Regions from separate parts of the Homo sapiens genome. Here regions 1 and 3 are each linked to region 2. Evidence: chromatin loops called from intact Hi-C (ENCODE). Cell type or tissue: chondrocyte. All regions are shown on one strand. Region 1 has its middle 190 kb from the start of TMEM72. Region 2 has its middle 110 kb from the start of TMEM72. Region 3 has its middle 160 kb from the start of TMEM72.

Evidence for each region. Hi-C counts contacts between places; a loop is a spot of excess contacts. Peaks named below come from ENCODE experiments on the same cell type or tissue, not always from the same donor. Only the 100,000 strongest peaks of a DNase experiment are listed, where the experiment ranks them.
Region 1: a loop joins it to region 2, with 5 times the contacts of the local background. A loop is called at or near these places in 5 of 110 quality-filtered maps.
Region 3: it touches region 2 in a loop (2.0-fold over the local background); 2 of 110 quality-filtered maps call a loop at or near these places.

What each region holds. Positions count from the first base shown.
Region 1 is chr10:44,720,392-44,728,391 of GRCh38, reverse strand. No RefSeq gene overlaps it. Among named protein-coding and RNA genes, the nearest start is that of TMEM72, 190 kb to the left of the region's middle. In chondrocyte, no CTCF peak of the experiment used is centred here; no DNase peak of the experiment used is centred here.
Region 2 is chr10:44,799,122-44,807,121 of GRCh38, reverse strand. It overlaps the pseudogene EIF2AP4. Among named protein-coding and RNA genes, the nearest start is that of TMEM72, 110 kb to the left of the region's middle. In chondrocyte, no CTCF peak of the experiment used is centred here; a DNase peak (open chromatin) is centred at 4,928.
Region 3 is chr10:44,748,887-44,756,886 of GRCh38, reverse strand. No RefSeq gene overlaps it. Among named protein-coding and RNA genes, the nearest start is that of TMEM72, 160 kb to the left of the region's middle. RefSeq lists silencers at 3,320-3,520, 3,480-3,680. In chondrocyte, no CTCF peak of the experiment used is centred here; no DNase peak of the experiment used is centred here.

The DNA of each region.
Region 1 (8,000 bases), 79 kb after region 2:
TAAGAAAAGAGATTAAATTGACTAGGCGGGGTGGCTCACGCCTGTAATCCCAGCACTTTGGGAGGCCGAAGCAGGCAGATCACGAGGTCAGGAGATCGAGACCATCCTGGCTAACACTGTGAAAACCTGTCTCTACTAAAAATACAAAAAATTAGCTGGGCGTGGTGGCAGGCACCTGTAGTCCCAGCTACTTGGGAGGCTGAGGCAGAATGGCATGAACCCATGAGGCAGAGCTTGCAGTGAGCCAAGATCGCGCCACTGCACTCCAGCCTGGGCGACAGTGAGACTCTGTCTCAAAAAAAAAAAAAAAAAGAAAAGGCATTAAATTAGTAATTTAAAAACTTTCAACAAAGGAAAGTTTGAACTCAGATGCCTTCACAGGTGAGTGTTACCAAAAATTTAAAGAAGAATTAAGCAATATTTAAGTTCTTCCAAGGAAGAGAAGATGAGTAACATTTTAAAATTCATTCTATAATACTAAAACTAGACAAAGACATTATGAGCAAACTACAGACCAATATCCTTATGAATTTAGAATCAAAAATCTTCAGGAAAATATCAGCAAAGCAAATTTACCACCATATAGAAAGGATTATACACCATGACTACCTGGAATTTATATCAGGAATGCAAGGTTGGGTCAACCAACTCAATACACTATATTAATAGAATAAACTATAAAACCACATGATCATCTCAACAGATGTAGAAATAGCATGTGAAAAAAATCTGACACATCTTTATGATAAAAAGAAAGCTCAACAAACTAAGAATTGAAGAGAATCTCCTCAATGTGATAAAGGACATCTATGAAAAACCCACTGTTAATATCATACTTAATGTGAAAGATTGGTTGCTTTTTTCTTCTTATGAGGAACAAGACAAGGATGTCCACTCTCATAACACTATTAATCATTGTATTGAAGATTCAGTCCAGGGAAATTAGGCAAGAGAAAAAGTCAAAGACATTCAGATTGGAAAGGAAGAAGTAAAACTATTTCTATTTCCAGAGGACAGATGACATGATCTTATAGGTAGAAGATTCCATGGAATTAAAAACAATAATAACCATGAACAAAATAAAGGGAAACTTAGAACAAAAAAAAGAGGTTCAGCAATGTGGCAGAATAAATGATTCATATACAAAAATCAATTGCATTTCTATGCACTAACAATAAATAATTCAAAATGATATTAAAGAGCAATCCCATTTAAATAGCAAGAAAAACAATAAGTATTTAAGAATAAATGTAATAAAAGTTCAAGACTCACACTGAAAACTATGAGATATAATTAAAAGAAATTAAAGTTCTAAATAAATAGAAAAACATCCCAAGTTTATGGATTAGAAGACTTAATGTTGTTAAGATTGCACACTCCCTACATTGATCTACAGATTCAAGATTATCCCTGTCAAAATCCCAGAGTTTCTTTTTTTGTTATAGAAATTGATAAGCTGGTTCCAAAAACCTTATAGAAATGCAAAGGACCCAGAATATCCAAAGCAATCTTGGAGAAGAACAAAGAAGAAGGACTCACTTGTCCCATTTTAAAAACAATACACTTTAAAGCTATAATAATATACTGTAAAGCTATAATAATGATGTGTTTTTTTGGTATAAAGATTCACATATAGTTTGTTGTAATAGAAATGAGAGTCCAGAAATTAGCCCTTGCTTTTATGGTCAATTGATATGCTATAAGGACGTTAAGACAACTTAATGGGGGAAAGAATATCCTTTTCAACGAGTGGTGCTGGACAACTGTATATCCACATGTAAAATTGAATTTTTACCCTTACCTCATACCATACATATAAATCAACCCAAAGTGGATCATATAACTATATGCAAGAGCTGAAACTATAAAACTTGATAAAAACAGGAGTACATCTTCACGGCCTTGGGTTAGACAATAGTTTATGTGACTCTACAAGCACAAGAGGCAAATGAGAAAATAGATAAATTGGAATTCATCAAAACTACAAAACACTTTTGTTCATCAAAGGATGTGATTAAAACAGTGAAAATATAACTCACACAATGAGATAGTATGGTTGGAAATCAGATATCTGATAAGGGACTTGTATCCATAATATCTAAAGAACTCTTACAATTGAACAATAAAAATACAATCAATTAATTTAAAAAGTAATCGTGGTTTGAATAAATATTTCTCCAAAGAAAATATGCAAATGTCAATAAACACATGAAAAGTTGCTTAATATAATTAGCATTAATGTGCATTAAAGAAATGCAAATCAAAACCGCAAGGAGATACCACATTACACTCACTATGATGGCTAAAAATAATACAATAAAAAGACAGACAATACGCTGTGTTGATAAGGACATGGAGAAATAGGACTCTTTATACATTGAGTTATCATAAGACTTGGCATTTCTACTCCTAGGTGTATGCTAAAGAGCAATGAAAACATATGTCTGCAAAAAAACTTGTACATGATTATTCATAATAGCTAATGAGTGAGAATAACCTAAATGTTTATCAACTGATAAACGCATACATAAAGTGTGTTATATACATTAAATGGAATGTTATTCAGCCATACAAGGGAATGAAGTGTCGACAGATGCTACAACATGAACGAACCTTGAAAACACGCTAAATGCAAAAAGCTGGTCACAAAAGACTAACAATATATGTTTCCATTAACATAAGGCACCCATAATCCATAGAAACAGAAGGTAGATTATTGATTGCCTGAGTGTGGGGTGGTGAGTGAAGGGAGGGATCAGGAATGAGGAAGTACTACTAATATGCACAGGGTTTATTTTTGGAGAACTGAAAATATTCTAAAATTAGACTGTGGTGATAGTTGCACAACTCTATGAATACAGTTAGAAAGCACTAAAGTCCACACTTTAATTGGGTGGATTTCATCTGTAAAATATATCTCAATAAGGCTGCACAAAATAAAAGAGACTTCATGGGAATAAAACCTTGAAAACAAGCAGACTGATTCTATAAAGTACAAGTCATATCCTTACTGTTGTTGATTTTCAGAAGTAATAATGACTTGTCCCTTGAGTTGAGATTTTATTTTGGGGCTGAGTTCTATTTGCTCTCCTGTTAACTGCTGTCTCCTTTTAATTTTTCAGGCTTGTTAGAAATCTGAAAGTCACAGGGAGGTGCAGTCCAAGCAGTGGCAAGTGAGAGAAATAGAGTTTACGTTTCCAATTTAAATTAACAGCACACATATAGAATTAATATGACTTGTGATCTTCGGGAGCAAATGAGATTATTTATACATTTGACAGTTTTGGAAAAACTCAAATTAGAATCCACATGGCCTCAAATAACTTCACACAGGAAACAGCAGAAATGAGTCAACTTTGCTAATCTGAGTTCTGAGCAGATCCTATCTAGAAAGACTGTGACTAGAAAGAAGCATAACAGCCAATCAGACAGCTAACACCCCAAATGCTTTGTCCTGGTTGGTTCTTGCTGGATAACAATCTAACTCTGATTTAGAGGCATACACACTAACCAAATACCTAGACTTACAGATTTCGTGGGTGAAGAATTTAGAGTATTGTGGAAATGGCTTTTCTCTGCTCCACAGTGCCCAGGGCTTCAGCTGGGTAGATTCAAAAGGCTGGAGGTGACTTCAATAACCAAAGGCTGTAATCATCTGGAAGCCTCTTTATAGACATGTCTGGTTCCTGGGCTGGGAAGACTTGAAAGCTGAACTTCGCACTGGGACTGTTGGTTGGAGGACCTCATGCGGCATCTCCACGTGGCTTGGGCATCCTTCCAGCATGGAGTTTCAGGGCTGCAAGACTGAATGTTTCAGCAGTGCCCTAGCTTCAGAAGGTATAATATAACGTGTTTCCTCTAGTTTCTATTGTTTGAAGAAGTCACAAACTCAGTGAAATTCAAGGAGATAGAACAAAGGTCATCTCATCTTTGTGGAGAGGATAAAGAATTTGTAGCCATGTTTTAAAACTGCTACACTTTTCAAGGGAGACAGTCATTCAAACAAAAAGACTAAGTGGCTAGGCGTATGCTTGCTCATTTGGGACAGAAATGATTGGACCTCACTAAGACCTATATGAAATACCACTCATATTTATATTGTATAAATGTGGAGGTCTAAATTCCTCCACGTTTATATTGTATTTGTGTTCCAGGTTCTCTGTTAAGAAATATTCACCTCCATACATTAATAAACTGGCAAGTTTGTGAAAAGTCAGTCTCCTGGGAGTTTGGTTGTGTGCATTGGTTCCCTGACTCAGAACCCTGGGGACCCTGATGCAAATGCACAGTAATTGAGGCCCCATGCCTGGAATCACTGTGGCCACGTCCAGGGTGCCTCAAATCAATTCCTGCTTGTTTTTATAAAAAATATTATTATAAAAGTTAAAGCTGAACTATCCTAATTTTTAATACCTTATGAGTCACACAAATAGCCCAGAGAACTCCCATCACCCTGCTGATACTTACTCCTTCCCATCCTCCCCACGGCCCCAGGGCTTTCTGTGAGAACACTTCCAGCCCAAGAGCTGAGTTTGGCAGCCATTGAGTCATAAGCCGTTTTCCAAGAAGGACACCGTGACTGTGATTTCTGGCCCAGAGAGCTCAGTTTGAAATAGATGAGGTGTCTGGGGAAAGCTTCAGGGAAAAGAGAAATGAGTAAAAGGGCTCTGGGCTGCACCTCCTGACACACTTCCCTTGACCTACCGGCCTGCAGAAGAGGTGAAGGTTTTGCTCCAGTGGCTCCACATTGGTCCCAGCATCGTCCAGTTGGAATACCTTTTGATATATGTTGACTACTCTCACATTGCAATACCAAGTTTATTTCCATAGCATGTCTCTCCTTTGAATTTTGCTGTCTCAAGTGGTGGAGAAACATTATTTAAATTGTACAAAAACAACTCCATTCCTTGAGTTGCAGGCCAAGGTCTTCACAAGCCAAAAAAAAAAAAAAAAAAAAAAAAAATGAAAGCTCTTCCTAAGATGTAAAATGAAATGTGAAATGATAGGAAAATCTGCGATGTTTCATTGTATGGTATTTCAAGGGAAGTCCAACATTTTCAAGCAACAAAACGCTAATGCTTATGACCTGTGGTAGAAAAAGAGAAGTAAGAGAAAAGTCTGTGCAAACCACAAATCAAGGGTATTAGACCTTGTCGTCCACAACAGTGCTTATTCTGGGAAAGTTTATTTTCCTCCATGATCATCAATTATTAAAATTTACTCTGCCCTCACAAGGCCACAGATAGGGGAGGGAAAGAGAATCCTTTTAGGTAATTGTCACTAATAAAGATTGCAAGGTGGTTGAGGTGACTGGGGAAGAGGGGCAGCTGAAGTGAAGCTAAAATAGAAAATCCCAAGGAAAAGGGGAAGGTCCAAGAAGAAGAGCGTCAGGCAGAGGATAAGTCAGAATGCTGAGCAAGGAAGAGACCAAAGGCTCCAGTGCTTGTAAGATAAGAGTGCAGGTTCCATAAAACCTTGAGAAATTGGTGTCACCTTTCTTTGGCTGTCTCTTCATCCATAAGACAATGATTAGACCCTACCTGACGGGGCTGTCATGAAGATTGGGTTAGGTCATGTGTGCCATGTGTTACATCTATACATACGTGATGCTTGGCAGCATGCAAGATGCAAAATAAAACACACAATAAGTTGCACTTATCATTGTCGCTATTATTGTCACCATTGCCATTACATATTTCATTTCTGAAAATAAAATGTGTTACTCCAAGAGGCACATTGATAACGTAGAGAATAAATGTTGCAAAAAGAGGCCATGTCACTGGTGGGGGAGGGGAGGAAATGAAGAGACTGCGTCAGGCACACCTTGCTTTTAAAAAACGTTGCTGGCCAGGTGCGGTGGCTCATGCCTGTAATCCCAGCACTTTGGGAGGCCAAGGCCAGCAGATCACTTGAGGTCAGGAGTTCAAGACCAGCCTGGCCAACATGGTGAAACCCTGTCTCTACTATAAACACACAAAAAATTAGCTGGGTGTGGTGGTATGTGCCTGTGGTCCCAGCTACTTGGCAGGCTGAGGTGGGAGAATCACTTGAACCTGGGAGGTGGAGGTTGCAGTGAGCCGAGATCATGCCACTGCACTCCAGCCTGGGTGACAGAGTGAGACTCTGTCTCAAAAACAAAACAAAACAAACAAACACACACAAAAAACATTGCCTTGCAACAGAAGCAACAGCAAAGAATTTAGGTAAAATCAATGGATGAAACTCTCAGATCAGTATCTGTGGTAGGCAGAATAATTCCTGAAAAGGATGCCACACCCACATCCCTGAAACCTGTGTATATGTTATGTTATATGGCAAGAGGGACTCTGAAGATATGATGAAGATAATGGATCTCATGATGAGGAGATAACTTGGGATTATCTGGTTGGGCCCAATCTAATTACACGATTAATAGTGGAAGAGGGAGGCAGAAGAATGGTTCAGAAAGATGGAATGTGAGAAAGACTCAACCTGCCAGCGTTGTTGGCTTTGGAGATGGAGGAAAGAGACCAAAAGTCCGGGAATGCAGTGGTCTCCAGAAGTGCGAATGCCTGTTAGTTTATAACCAGCAAGAAAATAGAGACCTTAGTCTCATGACCACAGGAGCTGAACTCTCCCAACAGCCTGGAGAAACGGAAAAGAAATTCTACCTCCAGAAAGGAATGCAGCTTGCTGATACCTTGGTTCTAGTTTGGTGAGTCCTGTGCTGGACTCTCATCTGTACAGAACTGTAATATAATTAATGTATATTTTAATAATGCACATTAATTTAGTTTAATACTAGTAAATTTTTGGTGATTTCTTATGACAGCAACAGAAAACTAATACCTTATCCAAAAATAGAAGATGTTCCCTGAGGAAGCAGGGAGTTCTGAGGAAGAGAATTAACATTTGGATATCTCCTATGATCCATACACTATTTTATTTTATTTTTTAAAACTCTAAATAACTCAGTGAGCCATGCATTATTGTTCCCATTTATGAATGTAAAGACAGGTTCAGAGTGGAAAACTAGGAAATAACACAACACTAAAACCGGGTGTTCCTGACTCCAAAGTTCATGGTGTGACCAGTTTATCGCTCTATTTCTCCCATGCTTGAAATATTTAGGGGGCTTAATAATTTAACTCAGAACCTTTGAGGTTCGCTAAACCTGGAAGAGCTCCAGGTGGGGAGGGATAGGTGACTGCATTTTTCCAATTGTATCTCTTGGCCTGATTGGATCATTGGAGTCCTTACTTATTCTTACAGCTGGCCCATATTACCTTTTTACCTGTAAGCAAGCCCACACCTGGGATTTTCTAAAAATAGCTGAGGAAGACTGGTTCATTAAAATGTCTTTCCAAAACACTAAAAGACAACCCAGGGGATAAATACAAACCACAGGAGAAATGCGGGTATTTCTCCTGGAAAGCCAAACATTTGGTTTCTACTAGATACAGTTCATGCCCCTACCGCTGCTGTCCCAAGAGAGGCCTGCTCTCTCCCCTCAGTGACAGGCCTTGTGTCTTGGTTTATGTCCTAATACATGGTCTAATTCACATAATAAAACTCGGGAGCAGCTGAAGAGGGATCTTAACTTTTTCCTTGAAAATAATAGAAGACAGATCCCATCTCTCACCTCTTGATTATCTGTCCTAAGACTTTTTTTTTTTTTTCTTTCCTGGCTGGGCACACTGTCTCATGCCTGTAATGCTAGCACTTTGAGAGGCTGAAGCAAGAGGATCATCCCAGGCCAGGAGTTTCAGACTAACAGTTTCAGACCAGCTTGAGAAACATAGTAAGAGCCTGTTTCTACAAAAAATTAAATAATCAGCCAGGTGTGGTGGTGTGTGCCTATAGTCCCAGCTACTTGGGTGGCTGAGGCAAGAGAATCCCTTGAGCCCAGGAGGTCGAGGCTGCAGTGAGCCATGATCATGCCACTGCACTCCAGCCTGGGCAACAGAGTCACTCTGTTTCTAAACAACAAAAGAAATACATTTTTTTCCTAAATGAATGAT
Region 2 (8,000 bases):
GCTATTACAAGCCAGCAGTGGCTTTTTCATTCCACAGCGTTGTAACCTCATCGGCTTAGAGAAACTGCTGTTGGCTAAAGCTGCATGAGGTCCAAAAAAGTTGGGGTATGAGTATAATACAACAAATGAAAGTACACCCTCACTCCCTGAAACATAGACAGCCCCCTTGTGTGACTGGAGTCCAAGTGATAACCCACAATTAATTTTCTGCAAAGACAATTTACTTGCAATTTTATAAAATCATCGTTTACAAAGAAGTGAACTTTATTGTTAACATTTTGGACACAAAACAGTTTCATCATCTGACCAGATGGATACCAATTTACATTTTTTCCTTGATGAAAGACTTCAAGCACATCCCACTCTCACACGATGGAGTTGCAGGTTGAGTCTCCCAGGAGTGCCATGTGTAGGGAAGTGTAAGGCTGCTGTATTACCAGGACATGGGTTTTTGGTAAGAATTCAGAAAAAAGTGCCTTTGGAGGTGGAAGAGGTGTAGTAAACTCATGTTAGTGACACTGATAATATTTATAATTTTTTTCCTTTGCCCCAGCAAATGAAGCTCCAACTGTTGCTAAAGTTACAGATTTTGTAATTTTCCTGAGATTTCCTTGGAAACACTATGCTTTCTGCAAAACATGGTGGTGCATTCACCACACAGAGTCCTTCTGATCCTCAGCTGGGTTCATATACTGACTGTGGGAACTAGAAGCATCATTATCTCTGAGTCTGTAGCCACATCTTCCAGGAGTGGCATGGACAGCCCCACCTTCTCCTGGAAAACAGTTACCTTTCTTTCCAATCCCCCTTCTTGTCATGAACTGTTATACTGCTGCTGGGTCTCTTACTTGACTAACTTAGGGGAGGTCTGTATATGTGTCCTCCACTCCCTGCTGGAAAGTAATGGGAAATGTGTGAATTCTCCAGGCACACAGCCTTTGCTCTTGCAGTTTCTCTTTGGCCATATGAATAAGCTCGTGATGAATCCTCAGCAGTAGGATTTTGGATTGCAATTGGTGCTCTCTGTCACCACTTTATTGATGTTGGCTGCAGAAACCTCCCCAGTCTTCAGTGGGGTCCAAATGAACCAGAGCGGGAGGAAGGAAATAAACTGTGGTCCCTTCATAGGCTCCTATCAGTTCACACTCAGCACCAAGGCCATCTGGCACCTGACTCACATTCCACAACTGTGTCGTCCACAGAACCTGCGCTCTGGCAGGGCAGGGACTGACATCCCTCCTTCCCTGCCTTACAGCCTGATTCTTCTGATATCCTCATCTCAGAAAGGGTCACCACCATCCTTTACTTGCTCAATCCAATAACCTAAGCAATTGGCTCAAATCTCTATCACTCCCTGTCCACAAAGAGTTCACAGTCAGATCCAAACACACCTCATACTCCACCATGCATGGCTGCTCTTACTGCCATGGCTGTGTCACAGCGATACTTCCTCCCCACCTCCCCTCCTCCATGGCCTCTGCAGTGCTCTCTCTGCTTGCTTTCCCTTTCTCACTTTATTCACTGCATAACAGCAGCATGATCCTCCAAGAAGTAATTCCATCCATCTCCCTGTTCAAGGCCCTAGAACACCACTCATGGCACCTACAGTAGCTTCCCACGCCTGCCATTCCCCACACACCTGTCACTCCTGCTTCCCAGTCTCAGGCTGAGCACCTTTCCCCTGCTGGATCCCCAGCCAGTCCCCCTCTGGTGAGCACAGGCCCCTCCGACCTGGGAGCTCTGCATTGTCCCCTAGGTGCCCTAGGCGTGAAAGCCTTGTCCTGGGTCCTTATGTGATGGCTTCCTTCTTAACCTTCAGATGCTACTTTCTGAAGTAGCCTCTCCCAGGTCATGTCTACCTCATTGCCCTGTTACTACGTTGCCTGGTCATGTGTTGACTGGCCCATTGTCTGTCTTCCCAGGCAGAATGCTGGCTCAGTGAGGGGAGGAGAGAAGTCTTTCTCACCATTGCTCCCCAGCCCTAGCATGGAGCCTGGGACATAGTAGGTGCCCAATACACTTTTGTTAAATGAATTAATTAGATTCTTTCCTTAGCCTTCTGTGTCCAGTGTGGTCAGGAAATAGCTACTGAATGAAAAGGAAATAGATTAATGGATCAATAATGGTGTAATTCTGTTGTAAATCCTGCTGCAAATGCCCCCGACATGCAAGGCAGCTCCTGGGTGTGAAAGCATCTCTTCTCCATTTTTTCCTCCCAGTCATGTTCATGCAGCAGCATTGTTTATAACCAGATTTCCTTTGATCATTTGCAGGACAAGAATTCATCTTGTGTGGGTGGAAAAGATCATGACTCTGGAATTCTAAAATATCTCCCAGATTGATTTTTTTTCACCAAGGAAGCACCTGTGGATGTGGGGCCCTAAATGAGAAAGTTCTGATTTTACACATCTATGATTTGGATGGAAACAAAAGTGAATCTCTGACCTTCTGGTCACCTCTCTGGCTAGCTCTCCCATTCCTGTACATTTACTCCAGGGGGAAAGTGCAGAGGAGGTGGGCCATGCCAGGAAGGGCACAGCCATTGGAGAATCTGAATTAGTGGATTTCAAGCAAAATTAGAGTCTGGGGCTAGGACCACCTGGAAGCTCCTGTGGTCTTCCAGAGCTGACACAAGTGGCAGTGAAAATGGCCTGAAGAAGAGGCAAAGGGACTTGCTACAACAGCCACTGGCACCTGCCTCTGGGCTTGCCTTTTGTCTCCCTTTCCTTGCTCTTTAAACCTGGCTATCCTTACCCTCCCTTGGAGAACACTCCTCCCAAGACTGACTGTAAAGTAAGGCTGCCCCTGCAGAGCCCGAAGATGAGCCTGGCTGAGAAACAAGGAATAATCTCCCGGCTTTCCAGACTCCCCTCTCCCCACTGCTGGTGAAGCTCATGGCTGGTGAAACCTTGGCATGTTTAACCTCTCCATACAAGTAACTCATTGACTGTAGATTTTAGAAGCATCTGAAAATACAAGATAACGTTAAAGTATGCATGTGTGTGTTTGAAAGAACAGATGGGAAAATCCCTTTCCCATAGCTATTAATAACACTTTCCAGGCACTAAAAGAACAACAGCCATAACTCTCACCCATCCAAAAAGTGCTGAGCACAGCACTTTCTTACTTTACACACCTCCTCCCTCCTAATTGCTCACTGGTTGGATTTCTGATCTGATAACTCTATTTAAAAACTGAGTTTTGCGGGAATTTCATCCTTGTCTGAGCTCTTTCTTTTGGCCAAGCTCTTCATCTCTGTAGCTGCCTCTCTTACCCTGTGAAACTGGCCAGGGTGGCACCTACTGCCAGAGGTGCTGCAACCCCAAACAGGGGCATGATTGTCATGTGGCTAGGGCCACTCAATGCAGTTCCAGAACACCCTAACTCCCCCAGAGGAATCGCCATGTGGGCCAAGTCCTGCATCTTCTGGCACTTGAGGTCCCTTCATCTTGTCTCCTGCCACTTGATAGAGGCCTGGTGTCAAATGAGCACTCTGCGAATGCTTATGGAATGAGCATTTTCACCTCTCACCTCTGCTCCCTCTGCTACCAAAGTTCTCAAGGTTCTTGGGTCACATCGTGGCCCTTCCTGGGTTTGAGTCTGAACAAGAACAAGCTGTTCTGTCTGCCCATCTTGCCTTAAGAGCACCCATTTTCCAGTTTCCTGATGCTGAGTCCATGTGTGTTTACCTTTGAAAGGAATCAATTGAAAATCTGCAAAAGGGTTGAAAAGTGGAAAATGGTGGCATAAATAGTCTGAGGCATAAAGGAAATTTTTGATGAAAGGAAGTCAATGGCATTGGAACCAGTGGTTTCCAGGATTCAGCACTGAGATGGGATAGAAATGGATGGGCTTCCCCAGAGAGTGTGAACCACCCCAGCTTGGAATAGTAGGGCTGGGAGCGCTGAGGCCAGGTAGGAAGCAAGTTGGAGGGAATGATTTGGAGGACCACACTAAGACGCTGCCCAAGCTTCACTTGGCTCAGCCTGCAAGCCAGGGAAAAGGAAGATGTGCCTGTAGGCTCTGAATACCAGTGGGCAGAAGCACAGGGTGTCTCAGCTGGCGCAGAGCTGCACAATACACCCAGGAAACACCAACCCCAATTACTCGGCCCTGCAGTGAAACCCTAATTCTTCTGGCAGCTGAGGCAGGATGAGCTAAGTTTGTATGGATGAGGGAAGTTGATCAAAATTTACTATTGAGTGAAAACATGAGTCACAAAAATTATATTTCCATATAGTACACACATGCATGCACAAACAAACATGCACACACACACACACACACACACACACACGCACATCCCTGAAGGGATTTACAACCAAACGAACTCAGGGTTCAGATTCGGAACTGGACTTTCTCTTATGGGTACTGTCTTATTTCTCCTCTCATGCAATGATCTTGTTCCTGATTCTGAGGGACTGGCTGATTCTGATTTCCTGGTGGTCATGCTTTGGGGAAGAAACCTCCAGTCCCCTGACTGTGCATCTCAAACCCTGATTTCCCTTCCAGGACAGTTCCATGTGTGTGCCTGCAGCCAATTTTCTTGATAAGTTGACTATAGCCTCCCAATAGAATCTATAGATTGTCTGTGGGATGTTTGCACTCCGTTGAGCCTGGTTTGATACATAAATGTTTGATTGACCACATAATTTAAGTAATGTCCATATTGTGTCACTGGAGGCCTCTGGGTGGAGGCTGGACCTCAGGGGCCTGTGGAAAGATGCTTGGATTTTCTTCTAAGTTTAAAGGGGACTGGATCTCGGCTGCCATGTCATTACCCTCTTTTACTCAGCCTCTGCATAACCCCTGGTTCTGATGGTGCACAGGTGGGAAGGCCATTGTGCCTCCCTTATTCTGGGCCACAGGAGACACCCGGCTCTGAGCACTCAGCCAGAGGCCTCAGGATCACCCCAGGGAGACTGGCACCCAGCCAGCTCATTGCCTGACTTGGCTGCAGCCCCAGCCTGTCTTTGAGGTATTTAGAAAGCGCAGCATGAATGCCTCTGGCATGGCCCCAGCTGTGGGAAAATAAAATGCGTCATTTCTCAGAGACAAGTTCTCAGTGTCAAGTTCAGTGTCATTCAAGTGGCCCTAATAGAAGACTGTGCTTCCTGTCCAGGGAGTATTGCCCTCCCATGTTGGACAACTGCAGGTGCCACTGTCCAGAGGACACAGGGACAACCTGAGAGACCTGGTTCTGATTTTCTATAAAGAAAATTCATCACCTGAATTTCCACTATTTTAAGACAATCTCCATTGTTAAAAAAAATAAGCTTTGATGCACTGAAATTTCGGAGTTTATTTAAGCAGTAATTCATGAATTGGGCAGCTCCAAACTAGAGTGGTTTGGAACTCCCCAGAGGTAGATGAAAAGCTTTAAAAGGGTGAATATGGAAGCAGAGCAAATAAATTAATTGGTTAAAATTTGAACAATGGCCTCATTTGGACTATGTAGGTGGGAAGTTCAAAGTGATATAACTAATAATGTCCAGTTGGCTGGTGGTGGGCTGAGCTTAAGTTTAATTTTTAAAAAATTAGTCATATATAGGAAATGAGTCTGAGTTGGGTTTCAGGGGTTTGTTTATGTAGGAACAAAGGGCATTGGAGCCACCTCAGTCTAATGGCCTCCCCATTTAATTATTTTAACATCGTTAGTATTCTAGAACCAACCTTTATATTTTAAAACATATATAGAGCACTCTCTCTCTCTCTCACACATACACACATATACACGTGTGTACATATGTATACATATTTATTTTTGTGTATTGATCTTTTATCCTGTGACCTTGCTGAACTTACTTATTCTAGGTTTGTTTGTTTGAAAAATTTCTCAGAACTTTCTATGTAGACTATTATGTCATCTCCCAGTATTGAAAGTTTTTCTTTCCATCCTATGTGCCTTTTACTTTCTTTTCATTCCTCATTGTGCTGGCTGGATTTTCCAGTACTGTGCTGAATGATAGTGGTGAGAGTGGACATCCTTTTCTTGTTCTAGAGCTTAGGTGCAAGCACTTGTCCTTTCACTGTTAAGTATAATAGCTATGGATATTTTGTAGTTGTTCTTTATTTCTAAACTTCTAGTCCTCAGTGGTCCCCTATCCATGAATCATTTTTTTTTGCTCAATTAAACTGTTAAATTTAATTTATCTAAGGTTTTTCTTTTAATAGTTATATCTGAAGTATTTTTGTCTGTTTGTTTTTTAGACTGTGTATAGTTGGGTCATATTTTTGATTTAATTCACCCTGTCAATTTCTGTTTCTGCTTTTCATTTGGTATATTTAGACCATTTACATGCACAATAGTTATTGATCTATTATTCGATCAATATAATATAATGTTGAGGTTATCTACCATTTCATTTTTCATTTTCTGATTATTCTGATTGTTTATCTTCATGTTTTCTTTTTATTCACTTCCTGTGGGTGACTTGAATATTTTTAGAATTCCATTTTGACTTATCTTTAGTGTTTTCTGATATATCTCCTTGCATTTATTTTAGTGATTGCTTAGGTAAATTATATGTACATATCTTATCACAGTCCATTTGGGTTGGCATTGTAGCAGCCTGAGTGAGTTAGAACACTTACCTATTCTTATGCCCCTTTACCCTCCCCCATTCTTAATACAATCATCTTAAATATTTCCTCTACATGTGTTGGGAGCTATACAGACATTATTACAAGTTTTGCTCCAGCGGTCAAACATACATTTGGAAATTCAAGAGGAGTGAAGTCTGTGGTAAAAAAATATTTACCCGTATTTTTGCTTTTTCTGTCATTCTTTCTTCCTGATGTTCCTGTGTCCTTCTTTTATGAATTCTTTTCTGTTTAATGAACTTCCTTCAGACATTCTTTTACAGTAGGTCTGCTGGTGACAGATTATCTTGGTTTTACTTCATCAGAGAATGTCTTGATTTCCCCTTATCCCCTGAATGATATTTTTCACTGGATGTAGAATTCTGAGCTGACAGCTCTTTTCTTTCAGCACTTGAAAAATGTTCCTCTTCCTTCTTGCCCCCGTGGTTTCTGAAGAAAAATCTTCTGTTCTTTGAGATGTTTTTACCCTGTGGTTAAGTTATTCTTTCCCTCTGACTACTTTCAAAAATTTTTCCTTGTCTTTAGTTTCCAGAAATTTGACTATGATGTATTTTAGTATAAATTTCTTTGGTTTTATTCTGTTTACGGTTTGCTCAGCCTCTTGAATACGTAAATTTATATATTTTCCAAATTTGTAAATTTTCTGACATTATATTTTGAATACTTTTTCAGCCCCCACTCCTGTTCTCCTTTCCTTTGGGGACTTCGGTGACACAAATGTTAGACCCTTAGTTATAGTTCCACATGCCCCTAAGTTTATACATAAAAGACATCAGGTATATATATACGTTAAATATAAATATATATATTTAATGTCTCTTCTTTCTGTTGTTCTTTCTTTTATTGGGTATATTCTATTTTATTTTCAAGTTTACAGATTCTTTCCTCTGTTTTCTTCATTCTGCTGTTGAATTCATCCATTGAGTTTTTCTTTCTGCTTTTGCATTTTTTAATTCTAAAATTCCTATTTTGTTCTTATGTTTTTTATTTCTTTGTTATAATTTTCGTTTCTTTTTTTGGGGGGAGGGGGGACAGTCTTGCTCTGTAGCCCAGGCTGGATTGCAGTGGTGAGATCTTGGCTCAATGCAACCTCTGCCTCCTGGATTCAAGCAATCCTCCTGCCTCAGCCTCCCAAGTAGCTGGGATTACAGGCATGCACCACCATGCCTGGCTAATTTTTCTGCATTTTTAGTAGAGACGGGGTTTCACCATATTGGCCAGGCTGGTCTTGAACTCCTGACCTTGTGATCCGTCCACCTTGGCCTCCCAAAGTGCCGGGATTACAGGGGTGAGCCACCACACCCAGCCTCTTTGCTATAATTTTCTATTCTTTTCCAGACATCTTCATCATTGCTCCTTGAAACATTTTTGAGGTGCCTGCTCTGAAATCCTTGTCG
Region 3 (8,000 bases), 50 kb after region 2:
GTATGCAAGGGTGCCATGGTTGTAATACACACACACATACACACACATATATATATACACACACACACACCCCACACATACACATGCATGCACATATACAAAAAACATGATTATGATTGAAAATATTGTTGAACTCATGGTCAAGTAGTCTTCCAAACACATGTATGTGTGTGTGTGTGTATGGCACATGGCAGTGTCATAGAGTGTGTACAGGGGGTGCCTACACAGGGAGCCAAGTCACTCAGGTGAGCAAGGGTGCAGCCAGGCGACCCTTCGTAGGCAGGTACTTACAGGGCAAGCCAGTGCTTGAGACAGAGAAGGATTGACTTCCTCCTATCTTGACCACTTAGACAACTGTCTTCAGAGCTGAAATTTACACTGTAAGTTCAGGAAAAGTCCAGAGCTCTAGGATGTTTTGAAAATGAATAATGGGAATGACTAATCTAAACTGAAAATGAATAATGGAAATCACTAAATTAATCTGGCTCATTACAAAATTGCATTTTCCCCCTCTAAAGGGTCCCTGGGAGTGACTGCAGTGGGCGCAGTGGGTGAGTCAGCGGGGACCATTGGATGACTTATTCTTCCACACCCGCAAGACAAAGCTGTTTCCCACAGAACAAAAATTGGCGGGAGCTGACTCCGTTCAGGAGGGAGAAATGAGATATCAAAAGAAAACTCTCTGAATTCCAATTTTCCATTCCTAAAAATAGGATTAAAAATTGTACCCTGCTCATGTCACAGGGTTGCTCTGGAGAGCAAATGAGAGTCAAACTAATTCAGGGCTCCCCTGCCCTGCACCACCTGTCCACAGCCCACGCACCATTGCCAGAGGTGTCTCGGGAGACGGGGGCCGAGGGGGAGATGGGAGGTGAGAGGAGAGATTGGGGGCAGTGGGGAGGTGAGGGGGGATGGGAGGAGACGGGAGGTGAGGGAGGATGGGAAGAGTTGGGGAGATAGAGGAGAAGGGAAGGTGAGGGAGAGACGGCCTCGTAGCAGTTCTTCACAAAACTTCAATAACTGTGGGGTCCTGAGAAAATGGGATCCGCTATTAAAATGATATGGGAAGCAATGAAAAGGAGCCTAATCCAAGAGTATGAATGCTTTTCTTACTCTGGAGTCACTCTTTTCAATACGGAGAATATGTTCAGCTTCATGAGCTTCGTAAAGACCCATGTGGGAGTTAAGCTGCTGAGTCCAGTTAGGGGAAAAACCTTACATAAGTATCTTAGCCTTCCTAAGTCTTCATTTCCTCAAATGCAAAATGCGGTAGATGATACATTCTTTGTTGGCTTGTGAGGATTAAATGAAATAATGAACTTTAATGCTTGGCAGGTGCTTAGCACATGTCAGGCAACAATAAATGGAGCTATTAGAAGTACCAGTATTACAGGAAGAGAATTATTATTAGAAAATCGTTCCTAGAAGATAATTAGATTATTATTATTAGAAGTGCCAGTATTCCATATAATGACCCCCAATAAAGATGGTAATAGGGTCAGGTGCAGTGGCTCACACCTGTAGTCCCAGTACTGTCAGAGGCCAAGGCAGGCATATCACCTGAGGTCAGGAATTTGAGATCAGCCTGGCCAACGTGGTGAAACCCTGTTTCTACTAAAACTACAAAAATTAGCCAGGCTTGGTGGTGGCGTGCACCTATAATCCCAGCTACTCAGGAGGGCTGAGGTGGGAGAATTGCTTGAACCCAGGAGGTGGAGGTTGCAGTGAGCCAAGATTGGGCCACTGCCCTCCGGCCTGGGCAATAGAGCGAGACTCTGTTTCAAAGAAATAAAAAGAAAAAGATGGTATATGTGCCAAATTTTCTTTATCCAGTGTATCATTGATGGGCATTTGGGTTGGTTCCAAGTCTTCACTATTGTAAATAGTGCTGCAATAAACATACATGTGCATGTGTCTTCATAGCAGAATGATTTATAATTCTTTGGGTATATACCCAGTAATAGGATTGCTGGGTCAAATAGTATTTCTGGTTCTAGATCCTTGAGGAATCGCACACTGTCTTCCACAATGGTTGAACTAATTTACACTCCCACCAACAGTGTAAAAGGGTTCCTATTTCTCCACATCCTCTCCAGCATCTGTTGTTTCCTGACTTTTTAATGATTGCCATAGTAATTGGTGTGAGATTGTATCTCATTGTGGTTTTGATTTGCATATCTCTAATGACCAGTGATGATGAGCTTTTTTTCATATGTTTATTGGCTGCATAAATGTCTTCTTTTGAGAAGTGTCTGTTCATATCCTTTGCCCACTTTTTGATGGGGTTGTTTGTTTTTTTCTTGTAAATTTGGTACATATACACCATGGAATACTATGCAGCCATAAAAAAGAATGAATTCATGTCTTTTGCAGGGACGTAGATGAAGCTGAAAACTATTATTCTCAGCAAACTAACACAGGAACAGAAAAGCAAACACCGCATGTTCTCACTCATAAGTGGGAGTTGAACAATAAGAACACATGGACACAGGGAGGGGAACATCACAGACTGGGACCTGTCAGGGGGTGGGGGGCAAGGGGAGGGAGAGCATTAAGACAGATACCTAATGCATGCAGGGCTTAAAACCTAGATGACGGGTTGATGGGTGCAGCAAACCACAATGGCATATGTATACCTATGTAACAAATCTGCACGTTCTGCACATGAATCCCAGAACTTAATGTATAATAATAATTTTAAAAAAGATGGTAAAAGGTACATGAATCACCATGGACTGCACTGGGCAAGCCATTTTAGTGCTGCAAATACGCAGATACATTCCTCTCACATATGTACAGTGTTTTCTCCTCTACAGAGTGTGTCTTCACTCGAGCTCCACCAGTCCCCTGTGTCCAGGTGAGGCAGGCATTGTTGTTCTGGTTTCATTGACCCAGACCTGCACTTGGCCATATGGCCAGCAAAGGTGGGGCTGGTTCCTTCTCCTCAGCCTATGCTCATTCTGTAGAACACAAATGCCTGTTGTCCTCTGATATTTCACTAAAGTCTTCTCCATCTAAATCTTACTCTTCTTAGTCCTATGATCAAAGCACTTTGCTTCAGAGTTTTTCTTTTCATCATAGAATGTCAAATCTGGATGATGGCTTAAAAGCCAACTCTCCAAACCCCCTAACATACGCTGGAAACTGAGGTTCCTTCCTACACAGGGAGCTACTCAAAGTCACAAAGGTGGTAAATATTGATAGTAGAATCCTGACCGTCTGTGTTTTAAGGAAATGCCCTTTAAAATATACCCCATGGCTTCTCAGACCCATTGACTCATTTCTGTGTCTGTGTGTGTGTGAGCATGTTTTGCATACTATAATTGTAAATGCTATGGCTTCTGACATGTCATACCAATTTATCTGACCTTCCCAGCACCGTAGACCAGGGTGTCCTTACTGTGCATATCCAGTGCATCCAGCCTCCCTGGGAAAGTGGGTAGCCGACATGCTGTAATCTACTCACACACACAGGCAAGCTCTTGTGATAAAATGCACTCTAACCAGAGTCACTGAGCTATGTAGACTTCCACAATCATTAAAAAGGTGCAGCAGGAATTTTCTGTAGGCTCCTGCCAAATTGGCAGAGGACTAAAGGAGCTTGTCTAGCACAGATGCCCCAAACCCTAGATGTTGCTCCTCCAGGGAGCTGGAGACTATATTGGTGAAGTGAGAAATTTACCCCAATCATGTAAAGCAAATAGTGGCATCATCAACCCATCAACAGAAGTCAGCAGGCTCATGAGGAATGAAATATTGTTCAATTCACCAATCTAAACAACCTTGGCCATGGCTGGGCAGATTGTATAAACAACTATTAAAACCTCTCTCCTCCATGAAATATTCACCTATTGTCTGCTGCCAAAACCAATAAACTGCTTTCTTGGCTGAGTCACCCAAATATTTCCTTTGACAGCAGCAGCTTTCAACTCCAACTGCAAGGCCAAGTTGCATGACAAATATACCACGAGGCCTATATTTGGATAAGTATGTTTTCTACCAACCCATTAAAAACATACCCTGCTGTTATGGATGAAATGTCAATAGTCCTTGGAAAGCACAATGAAAAGAACATCGAAAGGAACCATGGATCATGTTTCCATGGCTCTGAAACCTGTAGGTAGATTTTGTTAAAAAAAAACTTCAATAGTGTTACAAAGCCATGAAAAAAGCCTTTCTTGTCCCTCCATGACTGCCCCTTCTGTGTCTACATAGGCATATATCATCTCATCTTTGAATTGTGTGCTGGAGACAGTGGCAAAGCCCACAGGACCTGACTCACAGATGTTTTTGAGGCCTGATGCCCTGTCTTGTAATGAGGGCCCTACATTGAAAATGGTCTGGAATTTATAGACTGCGAATTACCCAAGGTTCAGATGACATTGTTCAGATTCTCCTCAGAAGGGTTCGACACAGGTTGACAGAGTTCTAAAGGCATCATCTGTGGGTATGGCACATCTGCATTTCAGCACAATTAGACCCCCATGTACCTGAACCATGTAGAAAATGTCAAGCACAAATTCTCACAGTTATCATGACTAGGGCTGTCTCATCAGAATACAGAGGTAATGCTGAAATTATAAAGTTTAACATGTTAACCATAACCATTTTCTTTCAACTTCAGACAGGTAAATGAGACCAAGTTGTGCTGCATCATCTTTCTTGCATAAACCATACCTATAATAATGTGCAATTATTTAAAGCAGAACTCTTGCAAAGCAATGTAGGTACAGAATTTTGCTGAAGTTTTTGAAATAAACTTTTTTCAATACTTTGCTGTTGTTTCTCTCATTCCCAATTTGAGAAGAATTTCCTTAAAACTTGGCTGTATAGAGTTCTTCCAAAATATCCAGCTTAATTTCATTATATTCAACAGCTCTCTTTTCATACTGGTATATCAATTTAATAATACTTGATTATCACATAATAACATATAATTGAGGCAAACTCTTCTGGAAGGTGCAGAAATTTGTACACATGCTAATGAATGGTTTTCTAGTCCCAAGTTTTCTGCATTGCCGTATACGTTGTTCAATATATTTGAAGAGAGAATGGGAAACATTAATCAATTCAGCAGGTTGACTCAAGCATGAGTAAGGTAGCTTCCACTATGGTAGTGTTCATGAAAGAAAGAAAGAGAGAGAGAGAGAAAGAAAGAAAGAAAGAAAGAAAGAAAGAAAGAAAGAAAGAAAGAAAGAAAGAAAGAAAAAGAAACTGGGTGGACTGCTTTTCACTCTTTGCTTAAAAAAATTAATAGCATTTATTTTTTAGAGTAGTTTTAGCTTCACAGCAAAGTTGACTGGCAAGTACAGAGAGTTCCCACACACATTACCCCCGGCAACCCTCCAGCCTCCCTCACCATCAGCATTCTCTTCCAGAGGGCTCACTCATGACAATTGGTGAACCAACATCAATGCACCATTGTCACCCAGAGTCCATTAGACTTCACTGGTGTACATTCTATGGGTTTTAACAACACAGAATGTGATTTATCTACCACTATAGTATGAATATACCAGGATAGTTTTATTTCCCTAAATCCCATATGCTCTACCTAGTCATCCTTTTGTCTGCCCAGCCCTGGCAGTACCTGATCTTTTTAGTGCCTCTATGGTTTTGCCTTTTCCAGAATGTCAGATAGTTGGAATCATAGTGTATGAAGCCTTTTCAGATTGTCTACTTTCACTTCATAATATGCCTTTACACTTCTTCCATGTCTTTTGTGGCTGGATAGCTCATTTCTTTTTAGTCCTCAATAATAGCCCATCATATAAACGTACCACAGCATATTTATCTATTCACCTAGGACATCTTGGTTGATTTATACCTTTTTTAAATTAAAATTTTATTTTAAGATAATTGTAAATTCACACTCAGTTGTTAGAAATAACAGAGAGATCCCATGTACCCCCACAGTTTCCCCCAGTGGTGACCACTTGCAAAATTATAGTATAATGTCACAATCAGGTTATTGACATTGATACGACCCACTGATTTTATTCAAATGTCTCCAGTTTTCCTTGTGCTCATTTGTGGATGTACTTAGTTGTATCTAATTTTATTACATTTGTAATCACATGTATCCACTGTCACAGAAACTCCTGGACATCTCTGGCACCACGAAGATCACCTTGTGGCCCTTTTATAACCACACCCACCTGTGTCCCCTTTCCCTCCCCCCATTCATAATACCTGGGAACCACTCATTTGTTTTCCATTTCTATAATGTCATTTCAAAATATTATATACACAGGATCATACAATATGTGAGCTTTTGTTAATAATACCTTTATTGAGATATAATTCACTACAAAATTTAACCATTTAAAGTGTGTGATTCAGAGGTTTTTTGTGTATTCACATGAAACCAGGTTATTGACTTGTTTCTAAAATACTGTAAAATGTGAGACCTATATTTTTATATTACTTTTTTATCTATATGCAATGTGATTCTTGAAATATTTGGATATTAACAAATTACCACTATCTATTAATAATTACAAAATATTTAGATACCCCATATCCATTAGCTGTCACCCCTCCCTCCAGCCCTTGGCAGTGACCAATGAATGGCAGTAATGTGATAACTTGTGGGAGGGAGAAATTAGAAATATTCTGGTACTTGCACTGCATATGAAGCTCTATAGTGTGATCTGAAGGTAAACTTAGATTAGATATAGATGAATATTGGAAAACCTATGGCAATTACTATAAAATAAAAAATAGAATTATAATTCACACACTGAGAGGATATAAAATGGAATTATATAAAATGGCCAATTAAAACCAGAGAAAGCAGAAAAATTGGGGGAAAGAAAGCACAAATACAGTTATTAGAAAACAATTAAAAATTTGTTAATAATCCAAATATTTCAAGAATTGCATTGCATATAGAGAAAAAGTACTATAAAAATATAGGTCTCACATTTCACAGTATTTATAAAGAAGTAGACACATAAAAGAGAATCAAATGAAGAGACCTCTGCTGTGAAGCAAAAACGTGAAGCAGATAAGTCAGCTTAACTCCACCTATTGCCATAAAATATCATGGAAAGGCAACACATTAGCCCATTTACTATTATGACATTTTGGAGGGAACTAAATACGGGCCTAGGAAACAAGGTGAGTAGTAAGACCACACCGACCATCTTGGATGGGAAGGAGAGCAGGCAGGGGCCTCCAGTTTTGTTTAAAGGTGCCTGGACATTCCATTCTGTGGACTCTGCTCAGTCAGTCTAAGTAGTAAATCATGTGCTTACATGTCCATGTTGCCACACTTGTTCCGTTAGCTGCTGTGGAACCCTGCCCTGTGCCACCCTGCCTTGAGGTCTCCTGTGGAGCCACTTCCTTTCAGGCAGCCTCTTTCCTTTCCAGATCCCCGTTCTCTCTTGTGGCTTCCTTGGCCTCACATCCACAGTGAACAGTAGCCCAGCCTCAGCCTCGGTTCCTAGGACCTCAGCCTGGATTAAAGGCTGGCCCCACTTGGACAGTTTTGTGGAATGTCCTCTCAGCGCATTTACAATCAGAAGAGCTGTGGCTCCTGCATTTCCGACTATTGCACTTCTCTCAGATGGTCAAGGACGCGGTCCATGACCATAGCCGGAGGAGTCTGTCCCGAGAGGCATTCCAGTGAATGCTTAGGGGAAGAGCAGTCATTCACTGAGTGGAAACTGTTCATCTTAGCTCTTCCTAAGAGCCTTCAGCTGCTGGGGGCCATGTGTCCTTAAATAGCTGGCCAGAGGTTGCTACTCAGTTTTCACACCTGGATAATATGTTATTTAAAGATACAATACAGAAAAGTGAAGAAATGATTAATACACAAGTCAAGATAGTGCTTATGCCTTGTTGGGAAAAGGGATACCACTGGCACACTGGGGGCTTCTAAGGTACTCATAATGTTCTATTTCTTAACCTAAGTGGTGGCTTCATGGGTTTTGTAGTCGTGTTCTTAAAACATATATCTCCTGAGTGAGTGAACATAATTTAATAAAAAAAAAAAA